Regions from separate parts of the Mus musculus genome. Here regions 1 and 2 are each linked to region 3. A link is a loop called in an ENCODE intact Hi-C map of the cell type or tissue named here. Cell type or tissue: gastrocnemius. All regions are shown on one strand. Each heading gives the region's core, and the rest is flanking DNA. Links, peaks and the distances in the headings are about the cores only.

What was found. Hi-C counts contacts between places; a loop is a spot of excess contacts. Peaks named below come from ENCODE experiments on the same cell type or tissue, not always from the same donor. Only the 100,000 strongest peaks of a DNase experiment are listed, where the experiment ranks them.
Region 1: it touches region 3 in a loop (2.6-fold over the local background); 4 of 42 quality-filtered maps call a loop at or near these places.
Region 2: a loop joins it to region 3, with 6 times the contacts of the local background. A loop is called at or near these places in 5 of 42 quality-filtered maps.

What each region holds. Positions count from the first base shown.
Region 1 is chr12:70,142,914-70,146,740 of GRCm38, forward strand. No RefSeq gene overlaps it. Among named protein-coding and RNA genes, the nearest start is that of Abhd12b, 9.3 kb to the right of the region's middle. In gastrocnemius, for the core only: a CTCF peak has its summit at 2,314; DNase peaks (open chromatin) are centred at 1,275 and 2,305; H3K4me3 peaks cover 378 bases; H3K27ac peaks cover 1,247 bases.
Region 2 is chr12:70,060,300-70,064,126 of GRCm38, forward strand. It overlaps Nin (ninein), which reads right to left. Exons shown (of 29, transcript NM_001081453.1): 4 at 2,390-2,429; 5 at 852-1,042. Among named protein-coding and RNA genes, the nearest start is that of Nin, 41 kb to the right of the region's middle. In gastrocnemius, for the core only: a CTCF peak has its summit at 2,009 (motif pointing left); a DNase peak (open chromatin) is centred at 2,002; H3K27ac peaks cover 253 bases.
Region 3 is chr12:69,922,349-69,926,175 of GRCm38, forward strand. Atl1 (atlastin GTPase 1) reads left to right here. Exons shown (of 15, transcript NM_178628.5): 3 at 3,594-3,827. Among named protein-coding and RNA genes, the nearest start is that of Map4k5, 31 kb to the left of the region's middle. In gastrocnemius, for the core only: CTCF peaks have their summits at 1,031, 1,230 and 1,844 (motif pointing right); a DNase peak (open chromatin) is centred at 1,850.

The sequences.
Region 1 (3,827 bases), core at 792-3,291, 220 kb after region 3:
GGTCCTCAGTGTCATTTTGCCCAACAAATGACTTGGCACCCCATCCCAAATTGTATATGGTATCACTAAGATATCATATACATCTTATCATATGATAAGACAGTCATTTGAGCTTGCATGGCTGGCCGGACTGCTCTTATACCGAATTTGGGCATGCTTGCAGCTTTTGAGGAAGCCTGGCTAACACTCCAATGACCATAGGTTTAGATAGGAATGCTTTCTCTTGCTCTGCAGTGCAGGGATCTTGATATGTTGCTTCTGTCTAGGACATGCTTCTGCCCATAAGATCCAGTAGACTGTGCTTTGTGTAGCATGTCCTTCAATCTCATGGATCCCATTGTCTTTGGCATACATTCTGGTACTGCAGGGCTAGGTTTTCCTAACCACAGGTCCTGCCTTGAACCAACAGCATTTCTCTCCCTCTCCATCCATCTTTCCCACCTCTCTTACAACATCTCACTGCTATACTAGTCAGGCCCACCATCCTATCAAAGCCAGGATCTAAAAATCCCAACACCAAGAAATGCCTCGTTTCCCACCCACTGGCTGTCTGCACTGTACCTTAAAAATACTCCCATTGCCAAACAGTAACAGCTCATTGTTTGAATAAAGATAAAACAGTAGGGAAAAAAAAGTAGAAAGTAAAACAAAAACAAAAAAACATGTTCACCCCTTAGTCCCTACAGGTAACTTCTGGTGTTGGGAAGGTTTTAAAATGCAAATGGGAGGGTGGTGATGGCTGGAGAGATGGCTCAGCAGTTAAGAGCACTGACTGCTCTTCCAGAGGTCCTGAGTTCAATTCCCAGCAACCACATAATGGCTCAAAACCATCTGTAATATGATCTGGTGCCCTCTTCTGGTGTTTCTGAAGACAGTAACAGTATAAAAGTGTACTCACATAAAATAAAAAAATATATATTAAAAAAACAAATGAGGGAGGTTTAAGACTGCCAACATCAGAAGAATAAATCATGTCTTGATTTGTCTACAGTAGCAAATTGAAAGAAAATGCTACAGCAAGCGAGTATTTATTTATTTATAGATGGAGGAATAATTAAATGCTTTAAAACAGAATACGCAGGAAGAGCCTGTTTACCAGAGTGGCTGAGAGAGGTGGCTTTGAATATGGTTCTTGGGTCTGAGCTTCCTTCTCATGGAGTAAAATTTTCTCTCACTCCGAAAGATGTACTGGGCTCAATCCATGCCATGAGGCAGCTGGTCCTGATCAAATATGGGCTGGAGGTCCTAGGCTGGACTGGTGGTGTGTGTGTGTGTGTGTGTGTGTGTGTATGTGACAAGATGCTGCTGGATAGGGTGACAAGACTTACCCTCTTGTCTGGGAGTTGAGGAAAGAATTCTGCAGGCTCCCATAACTCTCCCTCCCCTGTCAAACATTATCTTCCGTTCTTCAGGCAAACAAAGGCTTAGGGAAGCCCGGCTTCCTAGGCTGGGCTTTGGAAAGCAGCGGCAGCAGCTGTGTGAGGGGAAATCCAGAGCAGGCCTAGCTAAGTCTAAAAATACAACCCAGCCTGACAGGCACACAAAAGGCCTCTTGTGGGGAGGGGCTCTCCTGCCCTTCTAGATGCTGCATTCTGGGGCCATGTGGAGAGTGATCCCCAATGTCCCTCTAGGGTGTCAATTTTCAGGAGGAGCAGCTTGCTACAGTCTGCCTGTCTTCCATCTGTCTTCCCTACTTGATGTCTGCTCACTTGAGGGTTTAGGGGATTGGCTGTGGGCCCATCTTGTTCTTCAAAAAGTTGAGGGGACCATGAGCATAGTTTTTCATATCTGCGGGAATGAAACGAAGCCTTCTTCGAAGAAGGTGTGGCCCCATCTCTTTCCTCCCAGTAAAGGGAACCGCTGGAGACCCATTTCTCTAACCTTCTGCCTGGGTATCATCCCACGAGGCTCTCCACAAAGGCGGTGCTTGTTGTCCAGTACAGCGCACAGCTGCCGGCCTGGAACGTTTTTCCTCCCCCCGGAACTTCAACTTGGACTGGGCAGGAGGAAGTTTGCAATCTTCAAAATAACCATCTCTGTAACAGAATAGAAAAGAAGGCTTTCTATTAAGACGCACATGCAGAGAGAGAGAGAGAGAGAGAGTAGGGAAATGAACCACTCCAGAGGACATATGCTAGAAGAGTTTGCTCTTTTAATAATAGGTTTTAGACGACTAAGAAAGACACAAAATGATTTTTAACCATGCCAGCTGGTGGTATCTCTTCCCCCAACCTCACCCCCATTCAAACTTTCTGGTTCGAAGATGTCACCTTTGTTTTCTTTTCTCGCCGGCTCACTGCTGCCTCCACGTGTTAGATATAAGAATTACAACAGCGTGTCTATTTTTATACTTGGTCAATTAAATGCTATAGGCTGCCTGCAGTCTGTTAGCCTCTGGGACAATGGAGGGAGAGAAATAAAGCGAGGCCCTAGCTTGTAGGTAGGAGTTGCATGCTCTAGGTGAATTTTGAACATCTTACATTTCAGATGGCTTCGTTATATTGTTCCTTCCCAAGTCACCGTACCTTTGCTGAAGGAATCATTTAATCCTATTGGGGATGAGCACAGTCAGTTCTACTAATGATAGCTTTCCTGCGAGACCGCGGGGCAAACACACTGATGCACATTCAATGTTACCATTCTGTACAAACCCTGTAGTGAGGAAGACTGAATTCTGCACAGTTTACAGAACAAGACAATAACTCACACATCGATTTTAGAATATCTATTAGGAGCTGGAGAGATGGCTCAGCAGTTTAGAATACTTTTCCAGGGACCTGAAGTTAAGCTCCCAGCACCCACGAACTACCTGTAATCCCAGCTCCAGAAGATCTGAGCCTCTGCAGGCTCCTGCACTCTTACAGCATATACACTCAGCGACCTACACACATACACAGAAATAAGAACAGACCGTGAGACCCCATCACCTGGGCATGGTGGCACATGCCTTTCTTTAATCCTAGAACTCAGGAGGCAGAGGCAGGTGGATGTCTGTGAGTTTGAGGATAATCAAGTCTACATAGTAAGTTCGAAATCAACCAAGGATGCATGGTGAGATCGGCTCAAAACAAATTCTGAAAGCACAACTACCTGGTGTTGGCTAGAATACCTAAATACCTTTGCCTTGGTAGAAGCCAGGAGTCTTGAAAGTTTCTGGCAAGCACCAATTGTTTCAATTTCTTGCTCATCTACATACTTTACATGCCTTGCTTCTTGCTTCATAGAAACGGAGGTCTTACAAAATGTCCTGTTGCCCTAAGTGGAACCTGGAAACTGTGCTCTATCCTGACTGATAAAGTGGCATGTTTTCCTAGGCAGAAAGGACGCCCAAGCCTCCTCCTCAGTATCACGGATATGGAGAAAAGAGATGCCCACTCCCAGTGTCCTCCCCAAACCCTCCCACATTGCAGTGACACTACCCACAGTCACAGCCTGACTGATCCTTTCTAATTGCTGGTAACTCATGTTACCACAGATAGCTCTAGGGTGGAAACTCAGCCCTTTTCTCTTACCAAAGCAGTCAATCGATTCTGCTTAAAGGCAGGGCCAAATAGGGTCTCTGTGTACTGGACCAAGGCCATTGTAGGCTCTCTGGCAGGTCAGGTAGGGGTTACAGACCATATCAAGGCCCAGGTCATAATTTGCAGGCTATTTAAACCTCTCAGACCGAACTCTTCCTTTATGTGTAGTTATACTTCAGGTTTTGCACAGATGCAGGCATTCCACACAGGGCAGAGGCTGTGCTAGAGTCTCCCCACAGGAGGAGATTTGGGCTAACTGTCTGGTTGGATATCAAGGCTGGTGAAAATGTCTTGCTTTTATCAGTA
Region 2 (3,827 bases), core at 792-3,291, 140 kb after region 3:
TTAATCCTAACGATCCTGCCATGATTCTTCAGCAAAAAGGGAAAACAGAATCTTACGTCATAAACTCTCTGGGGCTTGAAGACATTTTGTGCTATCAAAACTACCAAGCTACCTGGCCCCATTTCCTCGTAGCCAGAGTCTGGCTGTTCTATATAACCAAGGCTCTCCTCACACCAGCGTGATGTAAACTTCAAACCACGGCTAGAGAGGCAGCCTGTCCTGTGAACTGCTCTAGTCTACCCAAGGGCCCAAAGATGACACTGAGAACTTTCCAGAACTGAACATGCAGCAGGCTGGCTTTCAAAGTTCTCCTAACTCAAGCCTGAGGCTCTCTTCATCCCTCCTCTGCATTCTCCCATGTTTTACTGTTTGGTTTGGTTGATGCGTCTCATGTGGGGTGACATACTTAGCACAGTAGGTGACCATACTATACATTCAGGAAGTTCAGCCACATCAGCTTTGATTTCTGCCACAAAACATGACTTTCCCAAATCTTGTAGAATGTCTTTTTAGGGAGAAAAAAAAAGGAAGAAAGGAAGAAAGGAAGAAAGGAAGAAAGGAAGAAAGGAAGAAAGGAAGAAAGGAAGAAAGGAAGGAAGGAAGGAAGGAAGGAAGGAAGGAAGAAAGAAAGAAAGAAAGAAAGAAAGAAAGAAAGAAAGAAAGAAAGAAAGAAAGAAAGAAAGCAAGCAAGAAAGCAGGCAGGCAGGCAGGCAGGCAGGCAGGCAGGCAGGCAGGCAGGCAGGCAGGCAGGCTGTGTCTCTAATAAGGAAGTCACAGTGCTGCTCTTACCAGCCTGGGGGCAGACAAAGCTCTTCTCATTATTCCAAATCAGACCCCAGCTATGGGCTTACCGCTCCATCCACATTCTGTAATCCATACTGTTCGCAGATGGAAACCAGCTTCTTCCGGTTCAGGTGACCATCTCGAGTGATCCCCAGATCTTCACAAACCTCTTGCAGTTTCTCTTCTATCCAGTCTGGAGGAGGGCAAGACCCACCATGTGAAGCATTCAGGTCATCTGGGTTCCAAAACCTCAGCTGGCCTAAAATCAAAGCAAAAACTCTGTTGTCTCCAAAGGACTTGCACAGAGACAGTGCCTGCTATGGAAAGGTACCCTTGGAAGGCAATTCTTTCTATTGTTTTTTATTCTTTTGCATGGCTGAGTGTTTTGCTTGCGTACATGTCATGTACTACATACATAGAGTGCTCACAGGGATACTAGAGTCACAGATGGTTGTGAGCAGTTGTGTGGTACTGGAGAGCGATCCTGGGTCCTCTGGAAGAACAATTAATACTCACAACTGCTAAGCCATCTTTCCTGCCCTATAATGAACACTGTATGAGATGACTACAAATGTTGACCCACTCTGATTTAGTTGAAGTCCAAATGTAAACTGAAGGCAGCTTTTGCTCTGGGACAATCACCCATGAGAAAGAAACACTGTCTCATACACATGAGGTCAGATGCCTCAACTGGCGCTTGCTTTCCCAATGCTTCATTTCTGCCGTCTTTCTGGGCTAAGTATTATAGCACCTTTTCCTGGGAAGGAAACAGCCATAATGAGCCTCTAACGTTCATCTATTTTCCAAATCAGAAACCCGAGACTCACTTGAAAGACAAGGCTGCGAACTGTGAGTGTGTTAGCATCTGTGGATGTATGCTAGGTTCTGTTTAACGACAGGGTCAAACTACTTACTCAAATGCCAAGACTACTTATCCTGCATTAGCCACCCTGCTTCTAAACTAGCAATGCAAATGTGAACGCGTGAAGTCACTGCTTAGACTTGGGATACTTGTGGGCATGATTTTATGTGCCTGGGAGAACCATGGAAGGCTGGAAGGGCACTCAGTGTCATTCCTGATATTTATTGACAGAATTTAAACCCATTACTGTACTATTATCCCAGGCTGGAGAGCCAGAGAACACATTGTTTTAATTATACTTACTATCCACACTTCATCTGGGGGTTAGGCAGGAACGTGAGCTGAATCACAGTGCCATCTGGTGGCCACATGATTGTTGTGTTGTGCTTCATAGTCTATCTATAGATACTTCATAATATATCATCTATAAATCTATAGATACAAGCTGGGCATGTTGGAGATGTTCACGAGCCCCTTTGACAGTCTGCACTACAGTCGTCCTCTATACATGGACTGCTATATAGTCACTGCCATCTTTCCTACAGTGTTAATAGCCAGGGTTTGAAGAGTGTAAAGTGTCACTTGGAAATTTTTTTTTTTTTGTCTGTTGCTGTTGGTCCTAATCTTAGCATATCACTTCCTTTTAGTGCAAGAAGGAGGAAAGTGGTGCACAGAGTGCCTTAGCCATAGCAGCCAGGGCTTTCCCTCCTCAGTGGTCCCCCTAACCCCACTGTAATTGCTTACCTTCTGCTTCATACTCCTCACTGCGTTGTGTCTTCCAGTGCTAGAGAAGGCAACAGACAATGAGTACACATTTGAACCCAGCCTCTGGACCACATTTCTCCCTAGCTATCAAGTCACCATGTGGGTTAGACGCATGACTTTAGCCTTTGAGTCGGAACGGGCTCTTTTCAGTTAACCAGACCACCAATCAAGAGGTTGAAACCTCTTGAAATAGACTGATCTTTGCCAACCTTGCCAGCACAAAGTACTGTCTTTGCATGACACTAGGAAGTTGTCTTGTCATTTTTAAGGTTACTTATTCAACAACAGAACCTATTAGAACCCATTAAACCAGCCTAAATGGAATATGCAGAGTTCACCAAATGTGAATTCAAATTTACACATTTGTTCTTCAGTGGGTAAGTGCTGAGTGATCGATCTCCTTCATGCTACATCTTGGAAACACACACAAGAGCAGCACATACTTATTTCTTGTCCAACAAAGTACATATATAGAAGAGAAGGCAGAAAGGTTGTAAAGGCACTCGTGAAGTCTCACCAACATGACCACTTAAACATGAGTTGAACACAGAGGACACTAATGTACATGCCTCAACCCTACACAAAGAATTACAGACACATAGGGAAAGCTGAGAGAAGACATTGTCTTCCCTAGGGAAGAGCACACCAAGCCATTACTCAATACCAAACACTGAGCCCTGAAAACACACACACACACACACACACACACACACACACACACACACGAGTAACACTTATATAGATATTCCTAAGTATAACCTTCTCAGTCTTTATAATATCTATGTATATACAATCAAGATATGCATGTAACAATACTTAATGAAAAGGGGGACCACAAATTTGAAAGAGAGCAAGGAGAGGTATATGGGAAGACTTGGATCACAAAAGGGGGGTGGGAATGTAATTATATTATAATCTCAATAAAGTTCACATGCCAATGAAGACATGGGGACCAGAAAAGAGGAGGCAAGACAGAATGGGGACTGAGAAGGACACATCACACTGGGAAAGTGAAGGTTGATGTCCTAACAGCAGCAATGGATGAACTGAGTCCTGACGGTCATCTGAACTACAGACAACAAAGAGAACAGGAGTCCTTAATAATTCCTGAAGTAAGAATGGGTTGGGTGCACCTGTCAATGAGAGCAAACACAGATGCAGTCCCACAGGTAGACCAGAAAGCTGAATTCAACGCACTTGTGCTGGTAGTAAATTCATTGACCATAATGGAATTTATTTGAACTAGACACCTTAGCATAGTAAGTTCTGAGTGAGGTTCCTCCAAGGTCAGAGCCATGTAGTTTTGTACTGGTAACTTCCCCCTCATCACAAGTCTGGAACAAATCCAGCCTTGCTCCACTGGCCAAATTCTGTATCAATCTTCCTTGGGCCAGTTATAACATGTGGCTTTGGTTCT
Region 3 (3,827 bases), core at 822-3,321:
ACAAGGTCAACACAATCCCAAAGCAAGAATTCTCTTGTCATTGATTAACAGAATTTAAGCAAGCCAGTCTACAGTATGTATTTACCAAGAAACAGATCACCATCTATCATATGTCTTATTTTTGAAGTCTTGTTCAGTTAAACTGGCAACATTTGCTCTCTGTTCTTATACTCATTATAGATTATTTACTCTTTATTCCTAGCTCTGCCTTTCCATGGTGTACACAGAAACCTGTGGTCACATCCCTAGAGAACAAGATCCAGGAACTCAGACCCGACCTAGAATGAAATGTTTTCTTTGCTCTCTAACTTGTCCCAAGTCTTTTTCTCTTCCAAGTTCAAGTGTGTGCTTGCCATGCCTGAACGTTCTCTGTGCTCGCTTCTACCTCTGCAGGCTGTGCTTACTCCTACAAGGAGTTCCTGCTGTGTTCTGTGTTTCAGGCACAGCAACTTAAACCATCTCCTTGGACTTTCTATCCACTACTCTAACTTCCTAAACCATTTAAATCAAATCAGGAATCCTGTAAAGTCCTTAATTCATCTAAACAGTATTATCTCAGGAAAGTTTATTTTTATGTTGATCTACAGGGAAATTTGCTCAATAATAATTTCACTCAGGAAGTAACCACACTAGGTTATCTAGGCATTGAAGGTTTCCCCATGTCTAGTCACACCAGGCCAGACACACAGCAATGACAAACATGAGAAGGCACATCAGTAGCAGAAGCAATTCTGGAACAAAGCCCCTTAGGCTGTGCCTCTCCAGAGTACACCCATCAAAGCTGTGAAAAACAGTGAGCCTTATCCAGGAAGCTCACACGGCAGCAGCACTAAGCCCTCCCTCCCTTATACCTAACACACAATCTCTTTCAAGTTCATGGCCTCTTTTCTCGTTAATTGTTATATTCATATACGTATATACATATATTCTTAAGTGTATCATGTTCAATTGGTATAATGTTGTCTGTATCAGGACTGACCATTTGATACTGGATAACTACTGGTGTGCTCTTCCATAGGGAACACTGGTCCTCCTAGTGTCAGCATTTCTTAGTTGCTTGGAGTTCATTGTGTAAGACTGAGACCTCATGAACTTTTTCTGTCCACTTTGGAATGTCTATTTGGGCAGTGATGTTGGTGAGACTTTATGGTTGTGGCTTTTGATGTTACAAGGAGATATTACATGGAGTTTGCTGTGAGATATTACATAATATCTAGGGATCTAGGGATGTGACCACAGGTTTCTGTGTGTACCATGAAAAGGCAGGGTTATGAATAAAGAGTAAATAATCTATAATGAGATATTACATAGTATCTCACAGCAAAATCCATGGTCCTCTGGTTCATACAGTCTTTCTTCCTTCCTTTCCGTTATGTTCCCTGAGCTGTGGGTGTGGGTGTGGGTGTGGGTGTGGGTGGGAGTGTTTGGTAGATGTGGCCGTTGGGAATGGACTCCATAACACTATAGTTTGATTGGGTGTGGTTTTCTGTTGTGGTCTTCACAAGAGAATTTTCCTTGATAAGGGAGAAGTGAAGACTACGTCTGTCTGGGTATAAGGACAAATGCTTACATTTTTGTTAGAGATTATGCTGGCACACATAACTTGTGCTAACCAAGTCTCTAATTGGACCTAAGACCCTCTCAACAAGAGGGAAACCATTCCTGGTACTGGAAACCTACTACTCAGGGACAATGAAGTCATGCATCTTGGAGGAAAATCTCTAACCACGACTCTACTAAACTAGCATAATTCTTAGTATTTTAAAAAAGGTTTTATTTTTATTTTCTGTATAAGTGTTTTGCCTGCACCTGAGCATCACATGTATGCAGTTCCTGAAGAGGCCAGAAGAGGGCATAGGAACCCGTTTCTCGCTACAAAGCCCAGACTAGCTTCAAATTCAAGATCCTCTTGCCTCAGCTTCCGCAGTTATTGGATTGCCACTGTGCCTAGCAGTACAGTGCAATTTTAATTATAAAACAAATTTATCGTATTGATTATAATATACAGCTCCAAAGGGTTAAAATAGCCTAAACTAATATTAATTAGACAAGAGAGGATTTCCATACTATAGATAATAACTTTTCTAAACTATTTTAATTAAGATAAGTATTATTGATATAGGAAAAATTTGATTTCTACTATATACTTTATACAAGTACTAACTCCTGATAGAACTTAAACACCAAAAGTAAAACTTTAAAGCATAATAGATATATTTTCAAATTCTCATAAGGAGTTTATGAGACATAACAAAGTGCTAAATACATAAGAACACTATAATAAAGTTTATTATGTTGAATTAACAGTTGCTCTACATCTGTTAATTTGGAGAGGTGCACGTGTGCTTGTGCAGGTGCAGTGGTTTTGCATGTTGAGTGTATGTTCTTCTCCTGTGTTTTCTGTTTGTCATTCTAAGTGCCTCTTAGGATTGGACGTTCATTTCTTCCTCAGGCTGGGAAATTGTCTGCTGTAACTTCATTGAACACCCTATGCTTTAGTATTTATCTTAACTCTTTCTATCTCATGAGTTCTTAGATTTGGTCTCTTGATTGGCTTCTGAAGTTTGTGGTCATCTGGGTCATTCTTTTTGTTGTCTGTTTGCTTATTTGTTAAAATATGGTGTCTGGAGAGATGGCTTAGTGTTTAAGAGCATTTGTTGCTCTTCCATATGACCTGAACTCAGTTCCCAGTACCCACATCAGGTGGCTTACAACTAGCTACACCTCCAGCTCCAGGGATACTATGTCTTCTTCTGACTCCCATGGGAACCTGCACAAACAAGGTGCGCGCGCACACACACACACACACACAGACACACGATACTATCATACCATATACATAAATAAAAATAATAATATGTATGTATGTATGTATATATGTATGCCACACATGTACGTTAATGATATGAGTGTGGACATGCATGTAAAGGTCTGAATACAAGTTTTTGGGCTCAGTTATTCACTTTCTGTACAAGCCTGAGGGCCTGAGTTTGCTCTCCACAACCATACAAAAACAAGGCATGGTGGTACTCACCCATAAGCTTAGTGCTGGGAAGGTAGAGCTAGGAGGATCCCTGGGGCTTGCCGGCCTGCCAGTCTAGCTGAACCAGTGAGTTCCCGAGTCTGTGAGATGCCTTGCCTAAGACAAACAGGGTGCAGAGTGATTGACCTGTGACCTCCATCTGTATGCACACTGATGTGCATGTACACTCTCAATACACTCATGCGTAGGCACTGAGGCACTGCAAGGATTTGTTTAACTAACCAAGCCTACTCTTAGAGGATGGCGCATGAGAAATACAATCATGAGATTCATCTGTTTCAAAAGTTGAGTGCTTGCTTAGGTTGTTTTTTTCTTGTTTAGTAAAGAACTTTGTACCGACTTAGACTTAGAGCATTTTAAAAAGAAAATAATGGTTGATTGCATCCCATGACCAGGAAGACAAGTCCCGGTCTGGTCCAGGTGACATGGTCTGAGTGATATAAAACATGTGACTAGAGATGAACATGCTCACTCTGCTTGAGAGTTGAGAGTCACCTGTATCCGGCATTTTGAGATAATTAGCTGAAGTAATTGGTATTTTGTTCCACAGGTGGGTTTTCAGAGAAGTCAAGTGACTGGAGCTCAGAAGAGGAGGAGCCAGTGAGAAAGGCAGGGCCTGTCCAGGTCCTCATCGTCAAGGACGACCATTCCTTTGAGTTAGACGAGGCTGCGCTGAACCGCATCCTTCTGTCCCAGGCCGTCAGAGACAAGGAGGTGGTTGCTGTGTCTGTTGCTGGAGCCTTTAGAAAAGGGAAATCCTTCCTGATGGACTTCATGTTGCGGT